Linked DNA regions of Mus musculus: all the other regions are linked to region 1. Evidence: chromatin loops called from intact Hi-C (ENCODE). Cell type or tissue: heart. All regions are shown on one strand. Links, peaks and the distances in the headings refer to the core of each region. The heading gives the core; the rest is flanking DNA.

The links. A loop is a pair of places that touch in the nucleus more often than their neighbours do. Peaks named below come from ENCODE experiments on the same cell type or tissue, not always from the same donor. Only the 100,000 strongest peaks of a DNase experiment are listed, where the experiment ranks them.
Region 2: a loop joins it to region 1, with 5 times the contacts of the local background. A loop is called at or near these places in 7 of 42 quality-filtered maps.
Region 3: it touches region 1 in a loop (2.5-fold over the local background); 5 of 42 quality-filtered maps call a loop at or near these places.
Region 4: it touches region 1 in a loop (2.3-fold over the local background); 6 of 42 quality-filtered maps call a loop at or near these places.

Annotation. Positions count from the first base shown.
Region 1 is chr12:4,569,212-4,574,687 of GRCm38, reverse strand. It overlaps Gm46332 (a long non-coding RNA gene), which reads left to right and starts at 5,115. Exons shown (of 3, transcript XR_001780543.1): 1 at 5,115-5,202. In heart, for the core only: a CTCF peak has its summit at 2,622 (motif pointing left); a DNase peak (open chromatin) is centred at 2,607.
Region 2 is chr12:4,970,360-4,975,835 of GRCm38, reverse strand. Atad2b (ATPase family, AAA domain containing 2B) reads right to left here. Exons shown (of 28, transcript NM_001362349.1): 16 at 1,557-1,868. Among named protein-coding and RNA genes, the nearest start is that of Atad2b, 56 kb to the right of the region's middle. In heart, for the core only: CTCF peaks have their summits at 2,482 and 2,682 (motif pointing right); no DNase peak of the experiment used is centred there.
Region 3 is chr12:4,624,596-4,630,071 of GRCm38, reverse strand. Itsn2 (intersectin 2) reads right to left here. Exons shown (of 40, transcript NM_001198968.2): 3 at 5,089-5,181; 4 at 3,479-3,542; 5 at 2,076-2,239; 6 at 321-527; 7 at 108-204. Among named protein-coding and RNA genes, the nearest start is that of Gm3625, 34 kb to the right of the region's middle. In heart, for the core only: no CTCF peak of the experiment used is centred there; no DNase peak of the experiment used is centred there.
Region 4 is chr12:4,635,457-4,640,932 of GRCm38, reverse strand. It overlaps Itsn2 (intersectin 2), which reads right to left. Exons shown (of 40, transcript NM_001198968.2): 13 at 5,203-5,352; 14 at 4,246-4,386; 15 at 3,107-3,194; 16 at 1,139-1,278; 17 at 1-20. Among named protein-coding and RNA genes, the nearest start is that of Gm3625, 44 kb to the right of the region's middle. In heart, for the core only: a CTCF peak has its summit at 2,298 (motif pointing left); no DNase peak of the experiment used is centred there.

The DNA of each region.
Region 1 (5,476 bases), core at 226-5,225:
TTCTAGGTTCAGTATAGAAGCTCCTACAGTGTTTTTTTTAAAGAGTTGTTAAAAGTTTGTTTGAAAGGGTTGCCTGAAACATTTGTCAAAAGATGGCCTACTAAAAAGAAGTTGGAAGTGCCTGATATCCCTTTGCTTGGTGTTGATGAAGGGATTCTAAGGCTGAGGGAAATTTCAATGGTAGAGTGGGTACCTTGTGTAAAACCTAAACCTCCACAATGGGAAGGCCTCCACACCCTTCACTAATTTTACAAGATGCAAAATGGCGAGAGGGGCACCAGCACATCTGAAGAGCTCTGTTGTCCTTGCCGTCTGCTTATGCCAGACCTTAGGGTTGGAGATGCTGCTGCTCAATTGGATGAATTAAGTGCAAAGGGTAGCAGGGGCCAGGAGGCAGCGCTGAATCACCAAAGATCAGGTACCTTATTACAGTGGCAGCACAGGCAGTGTGGTTTTAATGGTGGCATGACTCACAGACCTTTGGTACTGGCTAATTAGTCATGACGGTTCCAGGCTTGAAATAGAAGATTGAAATCTTTATTTTAAAAAGTGACTTTGGAAGTTCTTTTGATAAGTTCAGTGCATATCACTGGGGAATGGGCTATAAAACATTGCTATGATTTCATTTTAAGTTTAAAGTGTATCTTTGTAACATGATAGGAAAGGTTTTGAAGGTTCACCTTTAGACCTCATTTAAATTTCTGATTCTACCTTTCCAGCAGTTTTGTCTTAGACAAGTTATTTCACCTTTTTGAGACTTTCTCATTCTTAAAGGAGCCTTCAGTTCCTTGGGTAACAGGACTGTTCTACCCGTACACTGAGAGGGAATGTACCCACAGGGCAGTCCTGTAGGTATTTCAGGTTTAATTTGTTTGTGACCCATTCTAGGGAGTCTTACTAAATTTGGGCATGTAATTAAATTTATTTCATAGGTCTATAATAATACACCAAAGAGTCAATTTTTAAACACATACTTTCTAAATCAGAATATGTGTGGATGTCCATGTTTATTTTACACTTTACAACTACCTCCAAATTTATAATGATTTAATGTGGGATTTTTCTGCTTTGATTATTTTTTGTATATATTGGTGCTTGTATAAAATTAATATATGTATATTTCACACAGAAACCCAGTATAAATCCAACACATATGTACATAATGAAATAAAGAAGCTATTCTTCTATGTATTAAATAAATAAATAAATAAATGGTATAATAGCCATAAACATTCAACAGAAAGTGTACTTCAAGTTTTCTCAGGCTAGATATGTGCAGTGTGGTACCACCTCACAATCCTGGGTGTCAGAAGGGAGCCAGCCACACAAGGACAAGCAGACATTATTCTAGAGTGTGCTGTGTTTCTAAACTACGATGTTTGGAAGCTTAATCATGTTAAATACATTTTTGACATGACATAGCCCCATTGTAAATTCGGGAATGCTTGTATCATCTAGGTTGTCATCTATAAAAGAAAGTTTGGATCCTGGAACCCTGAATATTTATTTCAACTTTAAGCAGGATTTCAATGGTTAAGGTCTGTATAGAGAGGTCCTTTGCCCTCAGGGATACACTTTCATTATATTCTGAGGAAAAACAGTCAATAGAACCAAAGGGAAAGAACACTTTCTCCTTCGGCCCTAGCAGGACTGTGTCCCTCACCAAATTTTAGTTAGAGCCCTTTGCCCCTTCTAAAGTGGGTCTTGACCTTTGTTAGGCCTGACTACCCCAGGTTAGCAGGAATCTTACTAAGTCAGTTTTATCTGAACCAATTCTTTATCCTCCAGCCTTGTGTTTAAGGCCTTACCTTCCTTCAGTAAGAGTCCTATCAAATCCCTTTAGTACAATAGCAACCAAAATCTCGGTATGGTGGTACACACCAGAGGCTGACAGACACAGAGCACTGTGAGCTTGAGGCCACCCTGCTCCACAAAGTAAGTTACAGGACAGCCAGAGCTAATTAGAGATAGATAGACCCCTGTTTCTAACGCACCTACCCCACCCCACAAAATAACTCCCTGTCTTTTCTTAGTGATTCTTCAACTTTTCTATCCCTTCCTTCTCAGAGGCTGCCCATACGTACCTGTCCTTACTGTGTTAAAAGTTAAGATGGGGGCTGGTGAGATGGCTCAGTGGGTAAGAGCACCCGACTGCTCTTCCGAAGGTCCGGAGTTCAAATCCCAGCAACCACATGGTGGCTCACAACCATCTGTAACAAGATCTGATGCCCTCTTCTGGAGTGTCTGAAGACAGCTACAGTGTACTTACATATAATAAATAAATCTTAAAAAAAAAAAGAAAAGTTAAGATGGATTACTTCACCCACTGCAAGACAACTTCGTGGTAGTCCTTCAGAATATAATTTACCTAGTTTTAAAACAAGTGACAGATTTTTTTTTTCCTTTAAGAATCCTTAACAAATCCAATCCAGGTAACCACAGAAGACAGTTGGAAAGGACATTACACAGCTAAGCAAATGCGTTTTACTGCTTAGCGCCTTCCATTCTTAGCAATAAAACCTTCTGTGTGTCCTTGACCTGTACAGGGCACCTCCCTATCTGTCCCCACCCACACTGCAGAGCAGGAGTGTTTGTGTAAGCCAATCCTTGTACTCCCCCTACAGGTCAGAACAAACAGAACCAACTGTGTGTGGCTCCTTGTTGCTGTTTAAACTGGCATTTCCTTTTTTTTTTTTTTTTTGTCTTCAGGACGCTTAGCAGAGGATTCGAACTGTCTTTGAGCAGCTGTTTTCTCAGTTCTTGCTTACATGGGCAGTCAAGACCGTTTTGAACTATCCTTTGCTGTTAGACCCAGGGAGACTCCAGTGAGCTCCAACAGAATATTCTGTCAAGTAAAAAGAAAAACAAAGAACCAAGTGGTTCTCCAAGTGTGTTCAGTGTACCACCTGCAGAAAATATCCTGCCGAGTTTGTCTGAATTGAAGATGTCTGCCCAACAACCTTGGGAGTGATACAATTCTTACACATATTACGGTATGAGAACTACTTGAAGACATTATTCCAAACCATACCTCATTTAAAACTATGCAGGGCAATGCTGTAATCAAACCTAAGAGACAGGATTTTATCCACAATAAGCCCAGTACACCTGCCAGTCTTTCTCCCTGACCATAAACCTAACACCCTTCTCTGTTCAACCTAGATCCATGAATATGATTTTAATATCTGCCTCCCTTCTCTGCCTTATTTTATCCTATCTATATGTTACCCTCAAATTGGTTGATTGAGATAATGTCAGTCTCTTACTGAGTCTGGGAAATCAATGAAAATAGTTCCTTTAAGGAAAAAAACAAGGTTTATGCAGAGCATGGTGGTACCTTTGATCCCAGTGCTCAGGAGGCAGACGGATGCAGACCTCAGAGTTCAAGACGAGCTTGGTTTACAGAGACGTTCTAGGACAGACAGTACTACACAGAGAAACCCTGCTTCAGACAAAAACAAAACAAACAAACAAATATTTATTATTATTATTATTATTATTATTATTATTATTGTTATTATTATTATTATTATTATTATTTTACATGTATGAGTGTTTTGCCTGCATGTATGTCTGTGTACCACATGTGAGCAGTGTCCACAGAGATCAGAGTGTCAGGTCCCCTGGAACTGGAAATGGTGTTTAGCTGCCATGTGGGTGCTAGGAATAGAAACTAGGTCACCTGGAAGACCAGCTACTACTCTTAACTATTGAGCCATTTCTCTCACCCTAATACTCCCTTCTTTAAAAGTATGTAAAATTAAACCAACTGTACACAAACACCACCACATAAATATCTATGTATAATTTCTCTTTGGAATTATGTTTAAACTGCCCATTCAAAGACCTCATTCCCAAACCTTTGGTAGATTTTGACTGGCATGAGAGATTTATATTTTACCAAACATTTCAGCTTGGTGATTCTGATCTAGACGACCAGGAGATTTTGCTGGTCTTTGTGCTGTTTAAGGTAGGGTCCCATGTAGCCCAGGTTGACTTTGGGTCCCAGGTAGCCCAGGTTGGCTTTGAGCTCAGGAATGAGCTGGAATTCTGATCCTCCCACTTCTGCTTCTGCTGCAATTACAAGGCTGTGTCACCAAGCCCAGGCTCAGGGGGTGAGGATGGAACCCAGGGCTTGGTACACATCAGACAAATGCTCTACCAAGTAAGTGCCATTCCAAATCTCTTTGATGGCATCTTAATAAATGCTGTCCTATATGCCAGACTTTTCCAACCAGAATAATGCGTATAGAATGCTGTACAACCAAGCCCACACAGAACTTACAAATTGTAAGTCTTTGACGTTAATCTGAAGAGAGACAATAGAGTAAGACCTGTATATAAGTGGCACAGTGGTCATAATTTCACACTTTTTTCTTGCTGTTGTTGTTTTTTTTAATTTATTCTTCTTTTCTATATTATATCCTGATCACAATTTCCCCTCCCTCCTCTCCTCCCAACACCCCCTACTACCTCTCACCTCCTCTTGCCACCTCCCAAGCCTCCCATAGATCCATTCCTTTTCCCTTCAGAAAAGAGCAGACCTCCAGGGATATCAACCAAACATGGCATGACAGGTTACACTAAGACTATTGTATGAGCACATACCCTCATAATAGGCTAGATGAGGGAATTTAGTAGGAGGAAAAGAGTTCCTAAAGCAGGCAAAGGAGTCAGAAATAGCCCCACTCTTACTGTTAGGAGTCCCACAAGAACATTAAGCTACGCAACCATAACATATGCAGAGGACCTAGGTAAGATCTGTACAGATTTCCTGATTGCCAATTCAATTTCTGTGAGCCTCTATGAGCCCTGGTTAATTGATTATGTGGGCTGTGTTCTGGTGGTGTCCTTGACCCCTCTGGCTCCTACAATTCTTCCTCCCTCTCTTCTGAGGGATTACTGAGCTCTGCCAAATGTTTGGCTATGGCTCTTTACATCTGCTCCTATCAGTTGCTGGATGAAGCCTCTCTGGTGATGATTATACTAGGCTCTGGTCTACCAGTATTGTAAAATACCATTAGGAATCATTTCATTGACAGTTCATTCTATTCTTCTATTCTATTCTATTCTATTCTATTCTATTCTATTCTATTCTATTCTATCTTGCCAGTCATGTTTGGTTCTACTCTAGGTCTCTGGTCTCTCCAGACTCTGGTTCCTAGTCTTCCAGGCAGTGTCTGACATGGGCTCCCTTTCATGGTGAGGGTCTCAAGTTGGACTAGTCATTAGTTGGCCACTCCCACAAGTTCTAAGACACCTTTACCTCCCATCTTGAAGGAAGGACAAATTGTAGGTTCAAGGTTTTGTGGCTGAGTTGGTGTGATGGTTTTTTATATGTTTGGCCCAGGGAGTGGGACTATTAGGAGGTGTGGCCCTGTTGGAGTAGGTGAGTCACTGTGAGTATGGTCTTAAGACTCTCATCCTGAGCCGGGCGTGGTGGCTCACGCCTTTAATCCCAGCACTTGGGAGGCAG
Region 2 (5,476 bases), core at 154-5,153, 400 kb before region 1:
GGTCTGCCTGGGGAGTCCCTGCATTGTCTAAAGAAGCAAATCATTTTGTTTTTTGTTTTTTATTGAAAGTTTTAGATAAAGATATTTATATGTGTGTTCCCAGTTATAAAAATCATAGATAAGCTAGGGTGATGACTCCTATCTGTAATAGTGTACTCAGGAGAGTAAGACAGGAGGATTGTTATAAGTTTAACTATCAACCAGTGCTATATAATGATTTCCAGAGTGAAACTGTCTCAGAAAAGAAAGACAAAGAACGTACCTATCACAGATAAAAACACACACAAATCACAGCACAGAGCCTGATTCATAGATATGCTCAGGAATAGTTGTCCACACCCTACCTGTCAAAAAAACCTTAAGGAACAAAGAGTTCTATGTAAAGTTTTCCTTTAAAGAAAATTAGTCTTTGAAAAAATATATTTATAATGACAGTCAAATTGAATAATATTCATGATTCACTGAATATACTCATTTGATATTCATTAGACAACATCAATGAATTTTAATGTTGCTATAATTCTCTGAACAATTTTCTATTTGTTATAAGCTACACACTAAGTAAAGAGAGTATTAAGATAAATTTAAAATAATCAAAACACACTATCTCATGCCAGGCACGTGGCTTTAATCCCAGGTAGAGAGAGAAGCAGGCAAAATGCCCAGGCCAGCTAGGAATACACAGTGAAACCCTGTGTTAAACCAACAAAAAAATAAAACCCTCACTACTTCACCTTCAAATTTCATGGGTCTTACTTGATTTCAACATAAACCTAAACTTTTTGGGGGGGTTGGGGGAGATGAAACAAGGTTTCCTGTTGTCCTGCTGACCTAGCCCTCAAAAGATGACGTGAAACTTCTGATCTTGCATCTTCCGCCTCTCCAGTGGTACAGGCGTGCACCATCATGTCCAGCTGACACAGAACTGAGAGCTGAATCAGGACCTCAGGCAAGGTAGACAAGCATGCCTCTCACTAACTTATATCTCCAGCAGAATTTTTTTTTCCTCATGAAAATGTGATTTTTAGGATAATGTTCTGATTTCATCTCAGGTCCAAATTACAGGCCCGGGCTTAATGAAATCTATAACTATGGACAATTAGGCTGGACGTTACTCCCTTACCTACAGCTCATTTTCATTTTCATCGGCACAAATGAAGAGTGCTCTGTCAACATCATCAAAATGAGCTGACTGTACAGAAGCGTCCGAACAAAGCACGGCCGGGGCAGGCAAGCTCCCTGGGCTTGAGTCGGCCTCCAATCTTACTGAGTGACCTCGCATAACCAAAGTGCTCAATCTCCTCAAAACTCATAGAACTTTGATATGGATTCATGAATGATAAATTAGGCACTTTATAATAAATAAGCAATTATTACTATAGTCTACTTTCTAACATCCTCCATATTAAGAGTGAATAAACATTCACCAGGCAACACCATTTACAGACAACATGTGAGTTCTGAAATATTCAGTGATGAGTGAAATAAAGTTCTAATTAATCTTATGAAGAAATGTTTTTCTTATTTTCACAATACAAAAAAGTAGTTTACAGTACCTTCTTTCTTGTCACTCTGGCTAGTTTCTGCATGAGGAAATATTTTTTGCAGGACTGCTAAGATGTTGTTGAAACTTCTTTCTAGCAATGGCCTTATAATGGGGGACAGCGCCTGTCCTGAAGACATCACAGCACGTTGGGAAGCAGGCACGATGTTCTGCATGGCATGGTAGAAGTCGTGGGCGCTGAGCACTATTGAGGTGACATCCAGCTGCAGCTTGTGGCTGCTGGCATAGATCTGAGGGTAGCGCCTCCGCAGGGCAGTCAGGGCGGCTTCTGTACACAGGGCCTTGATGTCAGCTCCACAGTAGCCTAATGCACAAAACGAGAAAAGGAACAAAATTAATTCTTCCGAAGATCACTCTGGTTTCATAATACATACATTTCTATCTAAAATAATCAGTAATCATTGGCAAAATTGAAATGAATCCTTTAAAATCACCTAACAAAACTGACTAAAAATGTTCTAAGTATTTTAAATTATCAAAAACATAAGCTAATAACATTAACACAAAAAGTCCTGTATTGTGTGTCAAAAACCACTGACTGCGATGCACAGCTTTCTTCAGGGCAAGTTTTCAAAGAATTACTGCTACATTTCAATCTTTCATAACTAATCTTAATCTAGACTTTATCCTCACACTATACCACTATGCAACATTCTTCATCTTTCTTTGATTTTATTTTGAGACCAAATCTCACTAAATTGCCCAGGCCTCCTGCCCTGGCGTGCTGAGTACCTATGACTACAGGTGTGTGTCACCTCTCCTGGCTTATTTTTTCTAATATTACTAACTTCCTAAATACATATGAAAAAGTGATACAAAGGTATTATATATAAGGAGAATCTTCAAAAACTTATAATTTACCATCAGACCTGAGCATAGCACAATAGTCATTAACAAGTTGAAAAGCACTGTAACTTAATGTTGTAATTAGACTATTGTTTCCCACACTGACTCTCATTACTTACCTACTTACTTCTGCAAAACATACATTTACAAAAATGATCTACTAGAAACTCATGTCACAAAAGGGAAAAACAAACCAAAACCTTCAGATTAGCCAAAGACTGTCTTTTACTATCAGCAACTAAATTAAACTTCACTTGGGCACCCTTATCAGTTGCACCAGCAGGGGGAGCCACTTGAACAAGTTATAGAACATTATGCCCTAAACTTAGGGATCACTATTGAGTTGTCTTCCTCTTTATACTTCATGTTGACTTTATGATACTTATAAATACCAAAATAAAAATGATTACAAAAGGAAAAAATGACTCGTGAGTTTATAATCTGAGAATTTGCCTTAAAAACTATAAACAGATTAAAGAAATATTATAACAATCTAACTCCCAAATAATTCTTCAGAATAACTATGTTTATCATTAGTCTTCTATTTTATACTTCTCCATTAATAAATTTTTAAGTACATTTTTCTTTGACATACAGTTTTTATATTACTTCAACAAAATGAGTACAGAACACTTGTATAACATTATAAAGTAGAAAATAATCACAAGAACATGAATTTTGTAAGATAAAAATAAACTACCATCATCAAATAAGAACCATACTTATATTCCCGGTAAATATCTGCACAGTGAATGGACACGCAGTGGTCCTCTTTACAACAGCTGCTCAAGTTAACAAGAAAAGCTCAGAGGCTGGTGAGATACAACAGCAACTATAGAAGTACTCATAAATCCTCCAGGAACATAAGGCAGTATATTTGCCATAGTAACATGTTAATTATATACAATGGCAATACGCTATTCATTCTTTCCTAATTGAGTCCACAAGATTGACTTTATTAACAATATCAGAATCCATTTTCTAAAGAAAATTTTCAGTGGGTAATCACAATTACTAGACAAAAAAAAAAAAGCAGACAATATTGTCTTTATCTGCTTGTGCGAAATTAACTGGCCTGTATCTATGGTTCTCAATTTTAAAAACTCATCAGAATGAATGCAAACTCCCAGGCTCCACAACAGTGAGTCACTCTCTGAGAGTTTAAAATTTTAAGTATGTATTTTGAGAAAAATTTAGAAATTCCTCTGATGCACAAAAAAGTTGAGAACCATTCACTTGCTTCTATATGCTTCACTGGATTCAAACACTGAACACAGTACACCAGAACGGCAATGCTCTGGGTGAACACTGGCCCTCCCTCAGGGGCTCTTGTCCTGCTCTAAGTGATAGCACACCTTGTACTCTCACAGTGTTCTAGTTTAGGAAACAGAGGATGCTGACAGAAGAAACAACCTTAAAAGTTAAACGTTTACGTTCTTGTTTTTAAAGCATCCTTTTTCAAAACCCACATTCACCATTCCTAAACAATGCTCTACTGGACACCAACAGACTGAAGAAACATGGTTCTTTCATGTTACTATTAGGTTATAATTTTGTTTGTTTGTTTGTTGGTTGGTTGGTTGGTTGGTTGGTTGGTTGGTTTTTCCAGACAGGGTTTCTCTGTGTAGCCCTGGCTGTCCTGGAACTCACTCTGTAGACCAGGCTGGCCTCGAACTCAGAAATCCGCCTGCCTCTGCCTCCCGAGTGCTGGGATTAAAGGCATGCACCACCCCCGCCCGGCTAGGTTATAATTTTTGTAAAGATTGAAAATATAACTATAAAGGGTTAGGTTAGAAAAAAGGATCAATATTTTTATGAGGATTTCTTTAGAAAAATTACAAACAAAATGAAAGCCCCAAATACAGATATTTCATAGACATGTTTTCGTTGTTTTAAGCCTCTCACTGAAAATAAACAGAAAACATTAGATAATCCGTTTTATTAATTGTAAGCTATTTTTTGTATAAATGTTGACACCAGCTTTTTATGAAATTTCTTTATTACTTAAAAAGAATACCTGATATGCATGCAAAAGCCTCCAAGGTATCTCAAGTCAAAGTCCATAGCCTATAAAAGGCCAACTATCCTTGCAGATATTCACCAAGACTGCATAATCTTTGTTAGGCATAAATCCCACTGAACTGAAACCATACATGTTAAAACATATTTGAGGTATATAGTAATATTCAAAATAAATTTAAAATAGTAGTTCTAATAGGACAGTAGTTCTATTCCTACTTGAAGATCTGCATTTGACCATTCTTAACATGAACTGGTTTCTTAAATGAAATCAATGCCATAACTGAACACACAACCATTTAATTTCACTGGAATTTTATTTAACTCTCCAAAAAGCCAATGGTATATAAACATATCTCATACATACTGCCACCCCACAAAAAGAGGAAAAGCAAGAGAAGTTTCAGTCCAGTAAGAAATTACATTGTAAATGTCTTTTAAAGACCAACTGCATGCTAAAGTAAGTCACTTGGAAAAGTGCAGAATACTGACTGACCTTTTGAAACACATATGAAAACTGAAACTCAAATATTAAGATAAAGAATTAAACTTCAGTGTGTAACATTTCAGATGAAAGGCAGGGTAATAGAAAGTTATTTTAGAATAGCTAGGGATTTCTCACTTCTTGAAGACAACTATGAACTTCAACTAAGGCTCATCCTGTGACAGATTCACAGAAAAATCTACAAAAGCTCCCAGTCTGATCTGAACTCTAATACCATAATATGATAAATAAAGGGGAGAGGGATCAAAAAGGAAAGACTGGGTTCTGTTTTGTTTTGTTTCGTTTTAACCAAGTACCACCCTCTCCCATAAAGCAGCACAAGGCTTTGCAAAGATCAAGCCAATGTACATGAAATGGGTCTGGCGCATGCTCTCTTATACCAGGCAAAGCTTAAATTGGGGTAGTGCTGGAGAGATTTACGTTTTCTCCTCACCAGAAGATGTCGAGGTCTTTGTGGTTCAAAAGCTGAGGGATGCTGCTTCGGAGATGGAAGTCCCTGTGGATGAAGAGGATAATTCGGATGTAGCTAACTGAATGGACTA
Region 3 (5,476 bases), core at 382-5,381, 55 kb before region 1:
ATATTTATACTTGTCCATTACAAAGAACAACCTAGATAAGCCCAGGGCTTATTAAATAAAAATCCACACTGAAAGCAGACAGAGTTGTCTGTGATAAGTATTCATACCTACTAGATCCTAAATCAATCAGAGACTGGGCCTTCTGGATACTAGCACCACCAAATCCTCCCATCATCAGGCTGTAAGATGATGCATGAGGCAATGCTGGAGGGAAAATGATAAAAGGGAAAAGATTGGTACTAGGCAATTCCACAAAGAAGGAACTCTGTGAACAACAAACCACAGTTTCTTCCTCACATCTTGACTTATTAGACACTTACTTGAAGAAGAATAAGGAATGGATAAAGGCTGAATGAGACTGGCAGTTCCATTTGGTAATGAGGATGTACTAACAGAAGGCACTAGGGGAGCAGGCATCATTAGGGGAGGAATACTGGTCCCTGAAGTAGCAGAAGACAAGGGTGTTGCTATAGGTGCAACTGGAGGCAATGGCTGATGAATGGACAGATTGGGCATGCTTCCCATCCCTAAAGAAATAAGAGAACACATTTTCCAATGGTACTTTCAACTATAAAATACATCTCAAAAAACAAGCTACAGTATAAAAAGCACCCTCAATTTTGCAAAATTGCCATGGTAAATTATCCTTAAAATATTCCATAAAGCAGCCCTGCATCTGAAGTGATGGGGTAAGCTATTGCCCGAATATTGTCTTTCATGTATGAACTACAAGCAGACCTTCTCTTTTCCTTCTCTTATGGCCACTAAGACTAAGCAATCTTTGTCAACTACATATAGTGTCTCAAAGATAAAATGTCTTACCTGACTACATGGTTTTCTGAGTAAGGAAAACAGATCCAGAGCTGCTACGTTACTAGGCTAATATGCATCCTTATTCTTCAAACAAACAGGCTCTAATTAGCAGATGATATGGTGGACTTGCTTACGTATATGTATTATTGGCAAATGCACCACTCATTTCACTTTTCTTCTAAGTTATAAAATTCAAAAACAAGTCTTTAAAATTAGTGATAACTTCTATTTTCTTAACTGCTGAACACTAACTATAACATAAGAATATGGCCACCAGGTGATTTGGTGTTTATTTCTACAGCTGAGTACAACAGTGGAAGAATAAGGTGTTTTAAAACCTAACATCTGGTGTAAACAAATGCATTTCTCAATATAGAGACATCTTATTGAATGTTCCATTCAAAATTACTGCTTTTCACATATAATTCATAAGAAACTGACCAATCAAAATTATATAAAAACATATCAATTGGTAATATCTGATGAGTATATAAATTAATTAGGACAAAGTATACAATTTTTAGGCCTCAATTTAGCTGGCTAATTAACCTTTAAATTAAAGAAAATCTTACTTATCTATGATTTTAAATTACCATGCAGATTAAACCCCACTAGGCGTGTTTAAATTTTCAACCTTCTTGTTTTATTGTTTAATATTAATACTGTACCTATTTAAGAGTTACAGTGTAGTGTTCTGATACATGTATACATATATGATAACCAAACCAGGATGTTTAGCACATCTGTCATCCCAAGCATTTATCATTTCTCTGTGCTAAAAACATTTAAAATCTTCTCTCCTAGTTTCTTTGGAATATACAATACAAAATTGTTAACCACAGTCCCCCTACCATACAACAGAATCTAGAATTTATTTCTCCTCTCTAACAGTAACTTTGTACCAACTGACCATTTGTCCTTGACCCCCAACACCATCATCTCCCTTCTGTAGCTTCTAGTAATTAGCATCCTGCTTCTCCATCCATGAAAGACAGAAGAGACGATAAGGAACTGTATTTAGAGTCAGTTGTAACTGAAGAGGCAGATAATTCACTTCACGACTAGTAACTGTGACAGGAGATTCAGGCAAGACCAGACAGGGACACTTAGCTATGATAGTAATTTATAATCTTTTCTCTTAAAGGCATGAAAAGTAACTTGGAAGTCTAGGGATTGTCATTTTGTGCTAATAAATCCTTTCCTGATCCCCAAGGAATCAATCTTAACAATCAAATAGGGCAGCTAAATTACTAAGTACATACCAAAACGAGCAGAGATTAGTGGAGAGAACATAGGGGGTTGTTTCATGATAGGAGGGAGGACTACAGGCAGCTGTTGGCCCTGCAACTTTAACTTGATGAGTTTCATAGCTATAGAGAACTCTTGCTGGTCCATCTTCCCATCCTTGTTCAGATCTGATAAGGCCCTAAAAGGAGAATGAGGTAAGTAGATCAGTATATGGGGTGGTAATGAGGAAATATAAATGACTATTGAGGTTGAGAAAAAGAAAACAATGGCAAAGCATTCACATGTAGACTGTCACTTAATATTGTGTGTGTGTGTGTGTGTGTGTGTGTGTGTGTGTGGTGTGTGTGTGTGTGTGTGTGTGTGTGTGTGTGTATGAATAACAGAAAACCTGAACAGTGAGAAATACTAGCCAGAAATAGTATCTAGCAAAATGTTCATAGGCTATACAGAATCTAGATAGTTCGGAGAGGATTTCTAGCAGTGAAGATAGAAAACAATCATTCCAGAATAACGTAGTCCTAAACCAGGAACAATAGCACACCTCTCAAATCCCAGCCATCAGGGAGGCAGAGAGAAAAGGATTGTTCCAAGCTTGAGGCCAGCCTGGTCTACACAGTGAGTTTTAGGACATCTAAGGTTACATAGTGTGTATATTTTATATAGGCTCATAATTTCTAAATTTAATTTATTCACTTGTTCAAATAATCAAAAATATGTTTGCTACTAGCATTCTGTCAAGCACACAGATGTTCTATAAGGAAAAGGAATGGAGTAGAAGATCTTATTTACTGTAATACATTTTTAAAAAACATGACCCCAGATATTCTAGAACATTTTAAGAGATTTTTTAAAATTCTTTATGTTTATGAGTGTTTTGTTTACATGTATAGGTACAACATGTGCGTGCCTGGTACCCACGGAGGTCAGAAGAGGGTGAAAGATACCCTGGAAATAGAGTTATAGATGGTTGTTAGCTGCCATGTGGGTGCTGGGAACTGAACCCAGGCCCTCTGCCACTAGCCACAAGAATCTCTGCTACCCCTCTAGAATATTTTTAAAGTAAGAGCAAGGAAAGGGATAGCACTTTGGGGTTTACAAATGATGAAAACCAATAAAGCTACAACAAAATAATAGAAAGGAATTTGAAATTTTTGTCAAGTTAGACAGAAATATTTTTCAATGTTAACTCTTACATTCTGTCTTGAATTCAAATTAAATTAGAATTTTTTTCTATAGAGCACTTCAAATTATTTTCAATCATTTACTTAGTATAATTTATTTCTCAAAAAGCTAACAAAATATTCTTATTTAACAGCAGAGTACAAATGGAAATAACTGGATGTCAACACCATACTATTTAAAAAACAACAATAGCCGATTAGAAATCTAAATGCATTTACAAAAGAAAGTGTTTTACCATATTTCAGCTAAAACCGGGGCCGGCAGACCTGACTGTAGGAAAAAAGTACGGGCTTGATCACCTAAAAGGAATAAGCACAAGAGCCAAAGGGTGCATTAGTAAGCAGAATTATTCCAATGCCTACAAATCCTAACAGCTGGCACATGGTGCTGACTTAACTCCAGCAAAGTTATAAGTGTACACATGAAGGTGTTTACAGTCTAGAGAAATATGTCACCACAAACATTCTATTAATCAGTGAAGAAAGAGTGTGCTACTCATCTTTGATTCTTCACCCTAAACAAGTTCTATAATTATAACTACCAAGGGCTAGGGAAACATCGCTCACGAGTTTCCCGATACGTGTATGTATACTTGCTGAACACACCAAGAACAAAACCCAATTCCTCTGCTTGGGTTTTCAGAATTTGACTTATAAATGAAAACTCTTGAAGACTGAAGTAATAATGTCTCCCACTGGAACAAGGAACGACTTTGCTACAGAATGATGGCGTTCCCGAGCTCGGGTTCTCCTGTAACACGTATCTTTCTGACACTGTTATCATCCTGCTGAGAATCAGGGAACAAAGGAAACCAACAGAAACATGGGCACTACTAGTGGTAAGGTCCTGACTCAGGAATCTCAGATCTTCTAGTAGCCATGGATAACTATTATTAGCTCGTCAGGAAACAAGTCAAACTCTGACAGCAGGGATGGTACAGCAGGAATACAAATGACATCGGACTATAATAAATACGGGGATGGATTCTGAAGAAGGCCTGAAAGGTATCAGTAGTCATCATGATAGCCTTAGGCAAATCCACATCATTTCTTGGACTAGGCTTTACCCTGTGAATACAGATGAACACAGTATCTGCCTCACAGAGGTACTGTGAAGGTGAAACACAGTAACGCATACTACAAAGCCAAAAAATGGTATAGGTGTCATTTCTGTGACAACTGTTATACATAAAAGCATTAAGATGCAGTGGAACGAAAATGGAAAGTTTCATTTCTTGAAAAAGAAAAGAAAGATAACTCAAACGGATCACTTCTTTTATTCTAGTGGTCTTTCTACAAGACAAGTTGTTAACACCAATAATTAATACTTAATTAATGCTATCTCTCAAAGGGGAGCTAGCATTATGGAAACAGACTTTGGGATGCCACATCCCTGTAATCTAAGCAGTCAGAAGAAGCTAAGGTAGGAGGATGTAACAGGTTAGAGGCCAGTCTGAGCTATACAGCAAGACCCTCTCTCAAAACAACAACAAGCAAATCCTAAATAAATAAAAAATTTTTAAAGTTTTTTTTTGAGGGGGAAACTCTGGGAAAAATATCTGGTATAAGATATAAATAAAAAAACTTCTTGAAATAGTATTAATATGTAATAAAATGGATTCTGGACCACCACTTAGAATTTAAGAAAAAAACTCCCATATGCCAAAATGAATCAACAAATTAAGACAGTTGTGGGAAAAATAAAGTATCTTTAAATTCTAGAGTTTTGGTAGATATGAATTTTATTACTTAATACAATTTTGATAGCAGTTATTAAACTTAACTCTAAGATATATAAACAGGTACATATTTATAATAAATAATATAACAAAGATTAAATACAAACCTGTTATGTAACCTCCTGAAGGTTTGAGGTTATCAAACTGTTTATCATGCTTAGTACGTTCTTCAGATGTAATAGCCCACATATTTGGCCCTCCTAAAACATATATGAAAGGCCAAGATATTATAGGAGGTACATGAGCCTGCTCAAAACTATGTCATTCACAAGAACACAAAATTTTAACTTGTAAACATGAATCGTAAACATTCATTTGATGAGACTATTTAATGTTTGAAGGACATAAAGTAGAATTCTATCAACTACATACAGCAACCCTAAGGCTTTCCAGTCATCTACTCAGTTAACATCTATTGAATAATCACTGTACACCACTCACAAGGATGAGGTAAATAGTGGCAATAAAAAGTTTACAGTATCATTCTCATTCTCA
Region 4 (5,476 bases), core at 359-5,358, 66 kb before region 1:
CAGTCATCCATACTCCCACACTGTAAGATAAGGCAGACAAAAGGCCAGTTAAACTATGTACAGATTTTAAAAGGAATTCAAGGAAGATAACTAGACTGGCTTGTTTGACCAATGGCCATGCTTTAATTTTTCTAGAGAATATATCTTTGTGTAAAGTACATTATCAGAATTATTCACCTCAATTTTCTGTCCTTAACTGAAGCTATCATGATGTGTTTTTTAAAATCATACTGTTTATTCCATAGTTGTTGCTAATGTTAGTTACTCTAGTAAGTCAGTAAGATAAAAAAAAACATATGAAAAATATCTTTCTTAAAGAATTACTACACAAAACTGTATGCTCTGATAACTTTATGAATAGTTAGCAAATGGCAAACTGAGACTACTCCCAAATTTGAATGAAACTTCAATATCCAACTAACATTTTATTATCTCCATTCATATGGCTTCAGTATCTGATTACCACTGTCCCTTGGGCATCTGCTCTGCCGCAGTGGCAAACAGTAACTCAATGAATCATGAACTTTACTTTTCAGATAAAATTTATGGTCTCAGATTCACTTTAGATTTCACTAAGCATTGTATTATTTCTTATTAATTATATTAGATCACAGAGACAAACCAGCAAGAAGAACTTAGTGTTAGAAGACCACCATCAGACAGTCTGGAAATTTCCATGCTCATCCCTCCTTCCCACTCTGAGATAGCTCTCAAGTGGCCCAGGCCGGTCTTAAACTCTGTAGGTTGCTGAGGAATGGCCTTGAATTCTGATCCTTTTGTGTCAGCCTCCCAACTTCTAGGATTTACAGTGTGCACCACCATGCCAGTCTGTTTGTACCTTAGGGTGTTGCTGACATTACTTCTGAAGGGCTGGCAATGAAGCTGCTTTTGAGATGCACAGATGCCAATAAAAAGATTCATATAGTCATCAAACCCTGGAAATGCTAGGGAAAATATCTCGGCTCATGACAAAATAGTTACTAAACTTCAGAGAACATCAAAAATAGTACTATGATTCTAGTAGTTGGCATGGTATAAGCAATAATGAAAATGTAACATGTAACATTATGTTAACAGTAGCTTTTTTTTTTTTAGCAAGCAGCAGCTATAAAGCATGAAGATAAAAGGAGAGAAATACCTTCAGCTGATTGTTAAATGAATCCATTTCTGAGAGCTTAGATGCAGTTTCTTTTTCAAGAGCATCTAATTGTTCTTTAAGTCTTTGGCATAATTCTTCCTTTTCTGATGACTTTTTATGAAGTAAACTGATCCCTGAATCTGAAGTACAAAAATATCAAGTCAGGTCACATTTGGCAAATACTCATGTCATTTCCTGTCTGGTCAAAATGATGTAACTAAAGAGATACAGAAGGTATATAATACAGAGACAATCCTTTTTATTTCCAAATAATACCTTGTAAAGATTCTCAAAGGAAATGGATACAAAGATTAGTTCTGTACTGAAAGATCAGGTCTTGAAAAACTCCAAAGCAGAAAAGGTGTTTGAGCAAACACAAGGAGCATGCTACCATCTACCTCATTACGTGAGGTGACTCTGAAGCCACGGCCTATCGTGGGTAAGCGCTCAGCTAACAGCATGTGCTCCTCAGGTACCTTCCTGCATACTGACAATGATCTAAGAACAGAGAACTACTCATAGCAGGGACCCAATAAGCATTAATAACAGGGTTATTTAATGACACATTTTATGAGGTAAAGAGAGAGGGTTTCACTGTACATGATTTTTAAAAAACATATACAGGATAGAGGATAGAGAAACTAGGTATAAAAAGAGTATTTTCTATTATTTTCTATTAAAATGAAATAGTAAAATTTCTATCTAAATTCATAACCTAAAATTTTGTATTTTTAGGGTATAAAAATCAAGTATAGAATTTGAATAAAATTAAACATATGGTGGAAAAAGTAAAGTCCTCCTGTAACCTTCTGTTTATTCTGCAGATTTGGGGTGGGGGTATATTCCTTATATATTTTTGGCTATCAAACCTCTAACGGATATATGGCTGACACAGTTTTTCTCTCAATCTGTGGGTCACCTTTCATCTTGGTAGTACAGAAACCTTTTGGTTTGATATAAAATGATTTGTTTCATATTTCTTGTCTGATTTCTATGGCAACTTACTGTTTCTATTTTTATATGTTTTGTGAGTTTTAAAAACTGTTAATCGGGCTGAAGAGATGGCTGATTGGTTAAGACAACTGAGGTTTAATTCCTAGCATCCCCATGGTGGCTCAGAGCTGTATGTAACCCTAATTGTAGCAGATTCAATGCCCTCTTCTGGCCACCTCAGGCACCTTCAGTTGATTGTTAAATGAATCCATTTCTGAGAGCTTAGATGCAGTTTCTTTTTCAAGAGCATCTAATTGTTCTTTAAGTATAGTGCCCAGACATATATACAGACAAACACATAAAATACATTTTTAAAAACCTGCTAAACCCAACAAGAGGACATGAGTTGAAGGTGAGATGGTATGGTAGGGGTGGATCTTAGAGGAGTTAGAGGGAGGAGTGGGGGTAAATATGAACCAAATACAGTGTATGAAATCCTCAAAGAATTCATAAACATATTTTATTAAAATGCTTGCAAAAGATGTCATGGTACTTTTGTCTGTTCTCTTTTGGGAGAGTTTTAAAACTTATACCTTACATTTAGGTTTGAATCTATCTTTGCTGTTGCTGGGTTTGAGAAAGGGTCTTACACTTTAGCCTAGGCTGACCAGGTATTTGCTAAACAGCCCAGATTGACCTCAGATTCCTAACAGTCCTCTTGCCTCAGTCTACCAAGTGTTACGACAAGCATTACTACACCCAAGCTTCGGTCTTGAATTCGCTTTCAGCTGGTTTTCAGGTCTGGGGTAAGGCAGGGCTAGCTTCCCTCTTCTGCATGTGGCTGTCCCACTTTTCCTACAGTCTTCACACATGAGGTCACGCTTCCCACTGATTGTTAATGTGAGATTTTTCACATTATTTTAAAATTGTTAACTTATGGGAAAAATATTATTTTAATACAATAATGCCATTTTAAAAATAATAGTATATTAAAAATGATTTAGAAAAGAAATAAAACCAACTGTAGCGTCTTACCAGGTGTGTTACTGAGCTGCATGTTTTTAATTCTTTCGTTTAATAGCTGCTTCTCAGGGACCAGATAGATAAGCTTATTTTGATATTCCTTTTCAAAAGAAAGTTAGAATCTGATTAAAACCAATATAATTTCCAAGAATTTTTTGAAAACTTTAAAACATGATTTAATCTTTTTTACATAGAATAGAAACACTACATGGTTGCAGTATAGAATTATATAGGATATAAAAAGAAAATATTTAATCAAATACTTAGGAATGCCTGGCTGAAATTTAAAGATAATTAAAAATGCCTTCATAATGAGGGTCTAGAGACAGAAACTTTCTGCACTTTGGCTGACAGTTGGCAAGGAATGAGAAGTGTGTCTATGTACTAGACAGCATGTGTAAACAGGCCACAGCACTCCATAATGAATATGTATACATCAAAGAGGGACTCAGCTCTTAGGGAGAAATAGGGAAGCATTTCAAACCATGTAAGAAATACCTTTGCTGGGACAAGAGGAAAACTGATGTCCATCTTCGTGGAGAGAGAAGTTATGTGGGGCAGCTCTCCAGGTGGACAATACTTCTAAGATGCTGTCTTTAAAACAGCAATAACTGAACCAGACTCTACAAGTAAATAAGTGCCAGGCCTCTGAGAGGGACACTTGATGTTCTCTCACTACAGCGCCAAGAAGAGTAACTTCTAATCAAACTTTCCTAAAATTAATAGCAAAGGCTTTATTGCAATATAAGCTATGGTAAGAATCCATGTGTCCCGCCACAATTCCACACTGATACATGACTCCAGCACTGTAGGTTTGGGTAGGGTACAGGAAGTGATTAAGCCCTGAGGACTTTCCCTCACTATGGGGATTCCTTCCTGCCCTGCCCACTTGGCATGTGAGGGCACATGGAAGAGACAGCGCTTCTGTGGTAGTCAACCTGTCAGGCAGTATTAGTGCCTTCATGTGCAATGGACAAAAACAGTGTGTAAAGATATTTTCATTAAAGTTCAACGTGGTGCATGTTTATGCAGAACCCAGCTCAGGTTTAAGAGGCCTGTGGACTTTCTAATCTTTTGTATCATAGGTGCCTCAGGGGCACAGAGTCTGTAGGAAGAACTGAGTGGATGACTGACAGCAGCAAAAGACCTACCTTAAGCTCTTGTTGAAGTTGTTTGATTTCCATAATTTCCAGGTCACACTGTTTATCCAAAACTTCTAGCTCAGTCTTTTGTGTTTGCTTTCTGATTTGGACATCTTGTAGTCTGCCTGAGATCTGCTGATGTTTTCCATTCTATCAGAAGATTAAATGCATATATACAATAAATAAGTGCTAACAAGACAGGGTCCCCTCAGAAAAAAAAGTATTTTTATTTAGTTAAGTTTCACTTTACATTTATAATTCAAAGTCAGTCTGAGAAGAAGGTCAAAGAAGAGCTTGCGGGAGTCAGTTTTCCCGTGCACCATGGGTCTTCAAGACTAACCTCAGCTTGCCAGGTATGGCATTCACCTGCGGAGCTGCCCAACCAGTCTACCTTCTCCCATTTTTAAGAAAAAAATATAGCATCAAAATGATGGCTCTGAGACGCCCCTATAGTACACGGAAGCTAAAGGTTTTAGACCTCTGGTGTAGCACTGCGACGTGGTTAATAATCATGGCATGTACAAATTAATTTAAAGCCATAAAACGGCATCTTTCTGACTAAAGTTATTATGATGCTTTATCTATAAAAATAATTTCAATGCAATTCAAGACAACAACAACAAAAAAATTAGGCTTTCACTACACAAGATCTAAGTTTGGTTCTAGTACCTAGGTAAGCATCCACCAGGCAGAATCCTGCCATTCAAGTAAGGCTAGGCTTAAGAGAGTCTAGCTTGTTTATCTTCTCATTTGACCTCAAAGAATTTGACCCTCTAACATTTGATGTGTTAGAATCAGTTAAGCAGAGTGACTAATATTAGTTTAAAATTGGTGTTTCAAGCTGAAAGAAACGGCAAGAGATCATTTAGGTGAGCGGCTTGGTTGTTTGGTTGCTTGTTTGACTCAAGCACGGCCTGCACAGGAAATGCGGCATCGGCAGATAAAGTTCACAGAGCTCTAGCTTACCACTGCTTCCAGTTCCAGGTGGAGACTTTTCTTTCTGGAGCTCAGCCTGACAATGTCTTCTTGTTCCCTGGTCTTCTGACTGAGCAGCTCCTGCCGACGGAGTCTTTCCCATTCTAAACGGCGTTGTCTCTCAAGCTCCTGTTTTGCTGCCTAAAGATAACAAATTCCTGTTAATGTTTAAATTTACAAAATTGTACATTATTCAACAGCTTGTGGGATGACAGCACTTAGGAGCGAGTGGCCGCAGTGCCTAAGGGTAGGTGGAGAGTTCCCA